2 separate regions of the Homo sapiens genome follow, and region 1 is linked to region 2. The links are chromatin contacts, found by Hi-C or POLR2A ChIA-PET in ENCODE. All regions are on one chromosome and are shown on one strand. The core of a region is the stretch at or near the end of the contact, and the rest is flanking DNA. Distances in the headings are between cores, read along the strand shown.

Region 1 (5,725 bases), core at 2,479-4,978, 49 kb after region 2:
CTTAAGGGGACAGACACGTATGGGATGCAGTGCCCCGGGGTAAGTGCAACAATGCTAGTATGGGGGGCATTTGGAGAGCGTAGAGAAAGAGCCTCCCATACACCCTTGAAAGGCCAGCAAGTGCTTCCTGGAGTTGATGGTACCTGAGCTAAATATTAAAGAAGTAGAAGCTGGTCAGATTATGTGGAGGTTGCTGGGTGTGAGCCCACAGTGGGTAGGTTTGCTATTTCTGGTGAGAGAGACAAACACAAGTATATTCAGAGAACTAAATGGTTTCCTGGCTGCTGCACCTGGATTCTGGAGAAGTAGATCTTGAGTGTGAGTTTCTAAAAAATGAGATAAGTTAATGATCTGTAATCTCAGCTACTCAGGAGGCTGAGGCAGGAGAATCGCTTGAACCCGGGAGGCGGAGGTTGCAGGGAGCCAAGACCGCACCACTGCACTCCAGCCTGGGCAACACAGTGAGTGAGACTCAGTCTCAAAAAAAAAGTTAATTGGTAGAGTGAACTTTTCCTCCTGAATGGGGCCTTGAAGGCATCATAGGGCATGGCAAATGGGTTGGGGTTGCCAGGCCTTGATCAGATGACTGGTGGAAACTGGCCGTGGGCTTTGAGCTGTACTTCTTGTCAGACTCTTCCCTGTGGATTACAGAAGAGCGCTTATATCTCCCAATTCACATTTGCTAAAAACGACAACAACAACAAACCAAAAAACAAAACAAAACAAAACAAAAAAACGAAGAATCAAACAAACAAAACACTGGAAGAAAAGGGTAAGGAACAGGGCACCAGATAACCAGGTTGTCTTTGAGTGTGCAGAGTGTGTGGCTGAGTGTGAGCATGTCATCTCCCAGAGGGCAGAATGCCTGAGGACAGTCCTACGTGGCCTGTGCAGTTAATACAACCGTCACAATTTTCTCAGTTACCTGCTCACTGCCCAGAGAGGACACGGTAAGTGTCACCTGGACTTCTTGGCACTTTAGGGGTTAGACGGTCACCTCGCAACAAGCCGAGGGTTCTTTTCTGAATCATTCCCTGTTATAATTCAGCATTAAGGTTCTTGGTTGTGAATTAAAAAAAAACAAGCAGAAGGCAAATTGATTGGAAGGGTATTTGGTAGCTCTTTGCTATCTGTGGGTAGTTGAGCACACCAGTCTGAGCACAAACAAAGGTCAGCAAGGCCCAGGGACATCCTACCCTGGGTGCTCTGGGCTTAGGGTGTTGCTTCTGGGTTCTCACTGTTGGATGCAACTGTCCCTGGAAACTTTTATCACATGAATGGCCTCCTGATAACCTCTAACTGATCCTGGACTTTGCTGCATGGACACGGAATTAAAACCTGAGTGGAAGCCTCTGACTGGCTGTGCCCAGGTCACATGGCCTTGCTGAGGAAGGAGAGAAGGGAACCACGTGCCCTCTTTGGCTCCCTTAATAAAGGAACCTGTCTCCCGCCTAATTTGAAATGTCCCCCCCGGAATAGGAGAGTGTTTGAATGCTGAATGGCCCCAAATGCCAAGTAACTACCATGTTTTTTGACCTTCCAGACCCGACTTTCAGACACATTTTGCTCCCCAGCGCTGCCCACCTTTGGTTTCACAGCAGTTCTGAGGCCTGAGAAACTGAGGAGTTTTTCTGGCCACTTTTGGGAGAAGCCATCTTTTAAATTCTTGATCAGTTTCTTCAGCCCCTTCCCTGGAAACAGACACCATTTCTCTTTGAGGGAAAAGAGAAGTCATTGCCTATCTGTGAAGGGGATTCCACTTCCTCTGAGAGAGCTTCCTGTCAATAGCCTCTTCTTGTCTCATATTGTGTACATCAGAGGCAATGAATTGAGCAGGAGGAAAGGGGCCACTTAGTCTCTGACTGTTTCAGTTTTTTCCTGCCTTGACAAATGGCAGAAATCATACTGTCTCATTGAGTAGGCCTCAAGTTAAAACACTCAGGGCCACTTAGACTATTCTTTTCTTTTTCTTTTTAAACAGGTTTATAATTGACATACAAAAACTGCACCTATTTAATGTATCCAATTTGATGAGTTTGAACATATGCATGCCCCTTTGACACCATTACCACAACCAAGGTAATAGACACAGCTATCATCTCAAAAGTTCACTTGTGTCCCCCCATTCCTTTTTTTAAGGGAAAGAACACTTAACAGGAGACATACCCTCTTAATAAAATTTTAAGTGCATGATACAGTATTGTTGACTGTGCAATGCTGTCCAGCAGATCTCTAGAACTAATTCACTTGTATGACTGTAACTTTATACCCATTGGGCAACGGATCCCCATTTCCCTTCCCTTCGGCCCCCGGCAACCACCTTTTTATTCTTTGCTTCTATGAGCCTATTTTAGATACCTCATCCAAGTGGAATCATGCAGTATTTGTCCTTCTGTGCCTGGCTCATTTCACTTAGCATAATGTCTTCCAGGTTCATCCATGTTGTCGAAAATGGCAGGGTTTCCTTCTTTTCTCAGGCTGAAAAATTCTATTGTGTGTGTGTACCACATTTTCTTTATCCATTCATCTCTTGATGGACATTTGGGTCGTTTCCATAACTTGACTCTTCTTAACCTTGTTGCAGTGAACACGGGAGTGCAGATATCTTTTGAAGATCCTGTTTTCAATTCTTTTGGGTATATACTCGGTAGTAGGGTTGCAAATTAAAAATGGAGCTCTCACAGACCATTATTTTCTTGATCCTTTGGTGCATTTACTTTGGGTTGCCTAGGAACTCCTCCGTCTGTGGATTTACCTTGTAGAGTCAGAGGGGATGATTGGGGAACCTGCATGGCGATGTGGGTTTTGAGCCTCTTTGGAATTCAAACAATACTGATTTACCAGAACAAGAAAATTTGGCTTTGGCCCCAATACAGGCTGAGAAAGTTCATCTTTTTAAAAGGGGCCAGTTCTTGATTAGTTAGGGTACTGGAATGGTCCAGGGAGGGATAACTCAGGCCATTTGCTTTGCCTCCTTCCCTTTCTTTCTGTCTGATCTTTGGCCAGTTCATGGCTTTCTAATCCTGCCACTGGGGGATGAAGGAAGATTAAACTTGTGCCGTTGCCTTTGCATGTTATGAGCTCTCCAGAAAAAGTTTGCATGGGAATGGCCGAAGATGTGGTAAGTTAAAGCAAAATCAATACACAGTTTACTATCCATGTCTTTCTGCTACCCTGCAAATTTTCTTCCTCTCCATGTAATCTCTTTATTGCAGCCTAGGAACTTTGTCAAGGGCTCCATGACCAGGGTCTTTAGGAAACTCCAAAGACCTGAGATTTCACCAGCAGAAATGACAGCTGTTCCAAAAACAGAAAGGAGGTAATTTCTTGTGTTTCAAATTTCTCCAAAGGTGAGAGTTAAGACTCACTCTCAAGATCTTTATGTCACATAGGTAATGAGAGGAAGGGGTAGCATTTTAACAGATCACATTCCCAAGGCCAATCCAACGGGAGGGCTGGAATTTGGGGAGGCTGCAGGGAGCAGGACTTTGGTGCCGCAATCACTGGTTACCCTGTAATAGTATCTCAGGAGACTTTCCTGGTTACTGAGGACCAGAACTGTAGCTGATTTTCAGCCCAATACTTGGTGGGTTCTGTGGAGTCCAGCATTCAAAGCCCTACCATCGAGTGTGACTTCAGTGTCACAGGCAGATGGTGTCACCAAGGCATAATGACTCCTGACCTGTGGCTCTGCTCTTCCTCCTTTCTCTTCCTCTCTCCCCTTCCCTGGGGGCCTGTGGTCCAGAGCTGCATTCCTTTGTTATCACACTTCCTTCCACAGACTGCACACGCCTGTTCAGGACACCAAGCTGTGTGAAAGCACTCCAGGCTGGTGGGAATACCGCTCCCAGAAAGAATCTGACTTGTTTCAGAAGCTTATCTTCTGGCACTTGCTCTTCCAAAGAAAAAGGCTGCAGCAGGAGGATAAAAGAGGCAATCCAGGAGTGTGTGAGATGGAGCCAGTTACATGCATCTCAGCCCAGGGAGGGAGTGAGGAGGGAATGAATGCGGCCTAAGTCCCTCACCTGCAATGTGTAGGAGGTAAATGAACCTGCTCACCCTCCCTCTCACCCAGCCACATTCAGGGTCATTTGCTGTAGCTCAGGTGGCTGCGGCTAGGGTGGGGTTGCCAGGTGGAATAATGGTCATGCACAGCTGCCCCTCCACAGGGGCTGAGCCCAGGGTGGCTTCACTGGAAGAGGGTGTGGGACAAGCTGGGTATCCTGGCTGACATCTCTGCTAGCTGTCGGAAAGTTGAGTGAGGGATGGGGTAGCTGTATCTGTGTGTGTATATGTGAGAGAGTGTGTGTTTGCTGGGTCCTCGTATGTGTTTGTTTCAGATGGATGTGTGTGGGTTTGAGGCCAGGGGAATGGTGAGTCAGGGCAGCCCTGGGGGCAGGGAGGGGTGGGTGTGAGCAGGGCGAGTGAAGTGGCTGCAGCAGGAACAGGGGAGGCATGCGGAACATGGGTGGCATGAGAGCTGACGCTACGACTGAATGGATTTTGAAAGGTCTTTGTCTGCCTCAATTAAAAGGATAGATCCTTTTTTTCTTTAAGGCTGAATAAATAATTTTTTCCCTTTTCTTCTTTGGTTCTTTTCATATAACAATTTGTCAAACTCCGTCAAAAACAAACACAAACAGAAAAACCCAAAAGTCTTCTTGAATGGGTTCAAGGTGCAGGAGGCACAGCTGAGCTGTGGGGAGCAGCGGTGCAGGAGCGGGGTGCTCGGTGGACTCTGGACCTGCTCTTGGGGCTGCTGGCCCCCTTCTTGCCCGTGTGGCCAGGGCAGCCCTTTGGAAAAGCTGTGCTGTAGCTTCATCTTTTGTTTTGGCTTTTATTGGCATATTCTTTTGTTCTCTTTAACTGCATCCAATCAAATTGGCACATCTGAGGTTCGGGAAGATGGTTTGGAGCCATTCCATTACTCTGCCTATCGAATTCTGGGATTTCTGCTTCCTGCCCTGTCCTGTCTTCTGTCCCCAGCTCACCCGGCCCCTACTGATGTCATGCTTTATCAGCTTTCCACTGTGCATGTAACTCTGCCTGGCATTTGGTATTGGGGTGGGTGTGGTGCTTTGAGAGAGGCACAGCAGAACCACTGAGAGAAAGGACGGTGTTTTTCCGTTTAGACCCTCATTCATCCCCTCCTTTCTCTATTTTGCAGGTGCAGAACATTGAGTTATGGGGGTCCAGGGTAAACTTGGCTACCTTGGTAAACATGGCTACAAGGTAAACATGGCTGCTTTAACGAACCAGGAATCAGTGTGGCTTTCTGATTCCTCATTTGGTTCTTGGAACACTTATTTCCTTTTCTTACCCAATTTTAGCTACTCAGGGACAGTAGAATCATAAAATTTTACAGTTGGAGGGATGCTTAAAGAACATTAGCATACAGGGGTCTTCAAACAGCGATGTGGAGAAACCCCTCAGAAGTCACCCACTCCACCTCTCAGAGCAGCGCCGTGCTTACTGATTTTGTAGCTTGAGCTTTGGCAAGTTGGGAACCCATCTGGTGTATTTCACGCACCTTTCATATTTAAAAGATGAGTAACATAAACCCGTCAATTAAGAGAAAAAATACCAGACACAAACATTTTTAATCAAGAGGCCTACTTACTTATTCACTACTGAAAAAAATACCCAAACTGAAGCCCTAATATTTTAAGATTTAGGTGACATTTATCAAAACAAGAATTGAAAATGCTTTACATAATCCTGGGGG
Region 2 (5,557 bases), core at 2,395-4,894:
CTTCTCCACTGTTTGCTACCTCAGATTATGCCCTCTGGGAACCCAGCCGTATCCCTCCCCTAGGACAGTGGTGACCTGGTCCTTCCACCACACTCAGTCTTTGGAGAGCGAGCTGTCCAGCCACAGAAATGAGGGTGTGGTGCGTGGCTTCCTGCTCCCCACAGCCCAGCCCCCTGTTGGGGCTCCAAAGCCGAAGACAGGGCCTCTTCAGACTCCTTGGGAGTAGGTTTCAGGAGGCACCAAGAATCAATGACTGACCCAGGGGGCCTGGCAGCCACTAGTATGAACTGCTGGAGACCTGTCTGTCTTATAGACATGTCAGGAAAATAGAAACAGGCATTTTCTCTAGCTCCAAGTGGGGAGATATTTTGGGGTCACAGCTTCTTTGGCTAAGCAGGGTGTTTCTTGAAGGTTCAGATGCCCCACTGTGTACATGGGATATTCTGCTTCTGAGTGTAGGTGATGAATCCAGGTCCTCAGTGGAGAATTTTCTGGAGCTAAGATCAAAGCATGTGTCTTCCTGGGAGAGAAGAGTTCCGTTCTTTTATGTGGGTTTCCCTAATAGTCAGAATCCACAAACCAGCCAGCCAGCCAGCCAAGCCTCTGCGATGATGTTCTCATCCGGTCTAACGCTGGGCTGGAAACCTTGGACAGAGTTCATGCGGGGGCAGAGGGGGTGCCAGTCTCTGAGGCAGGGCTGCAGTCACCCCTGAAGAACTAAGTGAACAGGAACCCCTCTGTGCCAGTGACCACTGTGGGGCTAAAGGGACAAAAAGGACCAGGGTACCAGGCAGAAGCAGATCCTTGATAGCTGACGACAGCACTGCGCCCTGTGCTTGGTGCACTCCCTCCTTCAGGAGGAGAGGGTGGCATGGGGTCTGTGCGGGATGGCAGGGGGATTGGGTGGGTGGGAAGAGAGGTGCCATCGGTAGGAGGCTGGCCTCCAGTAGAGGAGAGCAGCTTTTGCCATCAGTCACTTTACAAACCATTTCAAGGAAGGACAACCTCTCTGGCTCCTGACACAAGCCAGGCCTCGGTGCTTTTATCTGTTGTGGTGGTTTTTCTTCTTTCCCTTTTTAAAAGACGCATGACCAAGACAACCTAGGGAGTTTGTCTTGCTTGCCTTTGACTATTTCCTTAATCCAACCATGCTCTCGAGGGCTGAGCAGAGACTAGACTCAAGGCACAGGTTTCTGGTGATGGAGTAAAGTTACAGCGGTATCTCATGTCTACACAAGAAGAGGAACGTTCTGAAAGCTCCAACAACTTCTTGAGGGGGATGGACCAATACAGCTTTGGGCTCAGGATTCCCTAGCCTCCTCTGCCCATCGCGTGCACTGATTGGAGGAGTCTGGCCCAAACACTCTCATATGAACCTCGACATGCTGGAGTGGGGTCTGGCAGGAGCTGATGACAGTTTGAGGGACTTGAGTGTCCCTAGCCTGGCAGTTGGCTCCCGGAAGCACTAGACACTGACACTCATTGGTAGACCCTCCCTCCCCGCCGTTGTGTTTGGTTCTTTTGCACTCCATGTACTGCAGAAGGATGGAAGGACCTGGGTGCTGGCTGGGCTGTGTATACTGTGTATACAAGGGAGCTGGCTGCTGAGGTGACCACAGCCTTCTCCTAATAAAGCTGTAAGTATTTAAAACCTGTGTCCTGCCTCTGTGACTGCTTCTCATTCATGCATGCATTCCTCACATCCATGGAATGCCCAGCTTCGCCAGCCACTGTGCTAGGAGCTATGGAGACAGCAGTGACCTTGACAGGCACAGTCCTGGTCCTGTGCAGCTCCCAGGTTAGCTGAGGAGGCAGAGCTCAAGTCAGCAAGCAGAGAGTTGTGGCAGATCGTGCTACAAGTGAAGGAGACACCAACTGATGCTGAGAGTGGGAGCTTGGATGTGGGCGTTTGATCGCATTTGAACTTTTTCAGAGAGAAGGAGCTGAAAAAAGAAACGAAGAAAAAAAAGCTTGGGTGTGGGAGAGAGTGATCAGGGAAAGCCCCTCAGAGGAAGGGACAACGAAACAGATTGAAGGGTGAGACAGCAGCCCTGTTAAAAGGGGACGGGCCTTGTAGCAGACAAGCAGAAGGCCCAGTCCTGGGGGCCGCTGGGGCGGGGTTTCAGGAGTGCTTGAGAGAAGCTCTGGGGCCGTGCGTGGGTGAAGGGACGAGGCACGGGAGAGGCCAGAGGGGCCCCTGTCCTGTGGGCTTCCAGTCTCCTGCCTTAGGAGGAAACCCCAAGTGTCCCGAGGGAAAGGTTCCTTCTCTTTGGAGAGAGAATGTTTCTCTCTTCCTAGTTTTGTGCTGGTCTGGAAATGTTAGCAAATATACAGGCGTGGGAGAGGTGTGACGCATTGCAAAGAACATCTAGAAACTCGTGTTGGTCGCGGGTCTGAGATCCTCTCTTGGAATCCTCATTTCCTACCTGCAAAGTGAGAAGGGTAGATTCAGTGTTCTATTAGGGCACGTTCAGCTTTAGCAGTCTGGGTTTCTAGGCCCAGTTATGGTTTAGATTTTGCTAGCTGATGGTTTGTTTTCAGTTTGGGGTTCAGAGATGAAGGGGTTTCTCCTGTTGACTTTCCAGCAGGGCAAGGCCATGGGGAATGACTTCCTCTTGAGCTGCGAGAGCTGCCCCTTCAGGCATGTGGGTGAGGGATGTGGGGAGGTTGGACAAAGTTTCAGCACTTGATAGAAGGTTCTGGAAGAAGGAAGAACTAGCCAGAAGAGGCTGCATGAGTCTATGAGCTAGCAGAAGGCCCAGAAGGGAACTGCAGGGGTCTGGGTTAATGTATAAACTGGAAGTCAGCAATTGTAAGATCTTTCTAAAATTGCTCAAAATGTTGTCATATTCCTGGGGTTATTTTTGTAATCCTTTTTGTTTTCCATTGAAGCAATTGCCAGTAAAACCTTTCTAAGGAAAAGGTCCTCTGGGCTGCTTTGGGGATCAGCAAATTAAAGAGGAAGCAGAGGAGGCTGGGTCCCAACTACAGCGGCGCCTGGAGGCTCAGGAGAGCTCCAGGTAAGGCAATGGGGTGTGTGGCGGGCAACAAGCTTGGCTGCATTTTAAAGTTTCTGGAGAAGGAAGCAGCAGTTTCCTAAATTTGCTGGCCTTTGAAGAGAGGTAGGAACGATTTGCTTTGTAATCCATCCTCTGGAGGGGAATGCGTTCTTGCCCCAGTGAGAAAAAACCTTGATAATTACAAAAAGGTGTCGACCCCTGGGTCGTGCTCTGCCTGCCCAGTGAACCCTGGCGAGCCCCCAGCAGGCTGAGCTGGCGTGGCCAAGGGCAGCGCGTGTGACCCCAAGTGTCTTTCCTTTGCTCCTTGGCTTGTCTCCAGCCCTCATGGATGAGTCAGCCCTGAAGCCTGCAATCCCAGCAACAAATCCCAGAAGAGCAGAACATCCCCCTTCATCACTGCCATGGTGTCACCCCTCAGCCCCCGGCAGCTGTGAGAAGGCAGCAGTGAAATGTTTGCTGCTCCAAAGCATGAAACTGGGGAGGGAGAGGGCAGCCAGAAACTCAGCCTTCACCTTCCCCTCCCTTCAGGCCCACCCCTTCGTGCTCAGCTGGGCAGCCCTGCCTTTGTTTTGCTCTCCTGAGCTGTGGTCAGTAACGTAAGTCACGTTCCAAGCAGTGACCAGAATGTTGTGAAGGAGGAGATAAGAGTTCCTGACCTCCCGAGGCATTCCAAAGAAGAAACAGAACTATTTGTTTCCAAAGGAGAACAATTTTAGCAGAAAGGGTAAGATAGAGGGAGATGAAGAGAGGAGGGAATCTCCTCGTGAAAAACTGGATTTGGGAAAAGGGTGAAAATATTGTCATGGGGAATGGCTGGAATTTGATGAGATTTTAGCTGTACTCCTAGGCTGTTAGAAACAATTGCCTTCGTATCATTCCCCGTTCCTGTACCTAGCCACGGTCCCAGACAGTGTCCAGGGCCTTAAGCCACTGCTGTCCCAGACATCTGACCAACAGTTCAGATGACCTCAGGGGACTGGGATTCTGGCCTCAGCAGGGAGTACCCCGAATCTCTGCCATGGGTAATTGAGCAGATACTCCTGATGTGGTTTTGTTGTTGTTGAGGATTTTGAGAAAAGAGCCTTTGAGAGTGCTCTGGAAATGTGTTCAGGAGGATGACATGGCTTTTCTAAGCACCCTCCCTGGGCTGAGTCTGCAGTGCATGGGAACCTGGTTCTGAAGCTGCAGTTACACACAGCACCCAGAGCCCAGGGCTTGGGACACAGTCAGTGGTCAATGAGTATTTGTGACGCAGAGGCTTCCTTGGGAACACACAGTAAACCAAGAGGGATGAAGGAGCCTGTCTCCGGTGGAAATGTGGGGACGCTTCTCAGTGTAGGCACTGTCTGTCTGCATACATGGTCCTGTTTGATCTTCACCGCCTGCCCGGTGCTGCTGCTCCTTGCAGCCCTCTGCTCAGCTCACGCATTTCATACGCTTTCCTTGGGGATCACGTGCTATCTCACTGCTCAGTTAAAACCAACACATCAGTGGATTCTGCGTCTGCATACATAACCCTCCCACCCACCTGTGTTCACCCAGACTCCCCACCAACCCCACACAGACCACCCCAAACATCTCATTATTCATCCAGTCACATGACTTGATTCCACCTCCAGGATATCTTCAAACTTGGTCCCTTTCTTCCTTCCCACTGCTGCTGCTGTAGTGCAGGCCAGCATCATGTCTCACTGGAGTATATCCGTAGTCTGTACCTGTTTTCCCTTGTTTCAGATTCGTCCGCTTTCAATCTTTCCAGCAGGTGTGACATTTAGTGACAGCAGGTGCCCCATCTTGAGCTCTCATGGCACCCTCTGCGTCTTCTGACATTGAGCGAATTGCTTGTCCGTCTCTTTGGCTATACCCTAAAGACCTCGAGGGCAGGCTTTAATTGTCTTGGCACTAAGTGCTTGGCACACAGTAATCATATAATGATAATAGCCATCACCCAGCATTAACTATATATAAGCATTCTATTAAGGTCTTTACTTCTCTTATTGTATTTATTGTTCATAACAACATTATGAATTATATTCTATCACTGCCCCTCCTCGTGTATCAGGAAGCTGAGGATCAAAGATGTTAGGGACCTTTAGATATTCCCCCGACTTGTAAATGGCAGCATCAGGACTCCGAGCCCTGTATTTACTGAAGAAGTTGTAGAATGAACCGCTTAGCCTACTCCTCGAGAAACATTTTTTTGGGGGAGATGGACATGAGAAAATGATTATGATGGCGCATGAGAAGTGCTCCAACAGAGGTATGCTTCTAGATCTATGGGAATTATACACGAAGCAATTGCAGGAATCACTGAGTGGACCTGGGAAGGAGTCAGAGGAAATGATGCTCTTGAGCTGAGTTTTGAAGAATGAATAGAATTTGTTGGGCAGATAAGGAGATTCCTGGAAGTGTGGCCAGCACGTACGATGGCATGGAGGTCAGGAATGAAAACAGCTTGATGTGGCTGGACTGTAGAATACATGAGAGAGTGGTGGGCTTGAAGCCTAGGCTGGGCTGGGGTCTGATCATGGAGGGCC

The links. Hi-C counts contacts between places; a loop is a spot of excess contacts on that map. ChIA-PET counts read pairs that join two places held with the same protein, here RNA polymerase II (POLR2A). Pooled maps may share reads with other maps.
Region 1: a map of PC-9 shows a loop between it and region 2 (2.5-fold over the local background). The contact joins two enhancer-like sites. A Hi-C loop is called at or near these places in 21 of 168 maps with a recorded cell type or tissue (IMR-90, PC-9, Right ventricle myocardium inferior and 10 more), 1 of 37 single-sample maps with no recorded cell type and 17 of 50 pooled maps. POLR2A ChIA-PET finds 5 or more read pairs at or near these places in 4 of 52 experiments (AG04450, BJ, WTC11 and 1 more).

The regions. Positions count from the first base shown.
Region 1 is chr11:130,524,068-130,529,792 of GRCh38, forward strand. LOC105369574 (a long non-coding RNA gene) reads left to right here. Exons shown (of 5, transcript XR_007062953.1): 2 at 5,168-5,232. Among named protein-coding and RNA genes, the nearest start is that of ADAMTS15, 78 kb to the left of the region's middle. Within about 2 kb of position 3,729, at least 6 of the 41 ENCODE cell types and tissues checked have a DNase peak (open chromatin) inside an H3K27ac peak, as active enhancers do; they include PC-9, heart left ventricle and heart right ventricle, where a contact is called at or near this core.
Region 2 is chr11:130,474,991-130,480,547 of GRCh38, forward strand. It overlaps ADAMTS15 (ADAM metallopeptidase with thrombospondin type 1 motif 15), which reads left to right. Exons shown (of 8, transcript NM_139055.4): 8 at 1-1,655. Among named protein-coding and RNA genes, the nearest start is that of ADAMTS15, 29 kb to the left of the region's middle. RefSeq lists an enhancer at 2,697-3,896. Within about 2 kb of position 3,645, at least 24 of the 41 ENCODE cell types and tissues checked have a DNase peak (open chromatin) inside an H3K27ac peak, as active enhancers do; they include PC-9, heart left ventricle and heart right ventricle, where a contact is called at or near this core.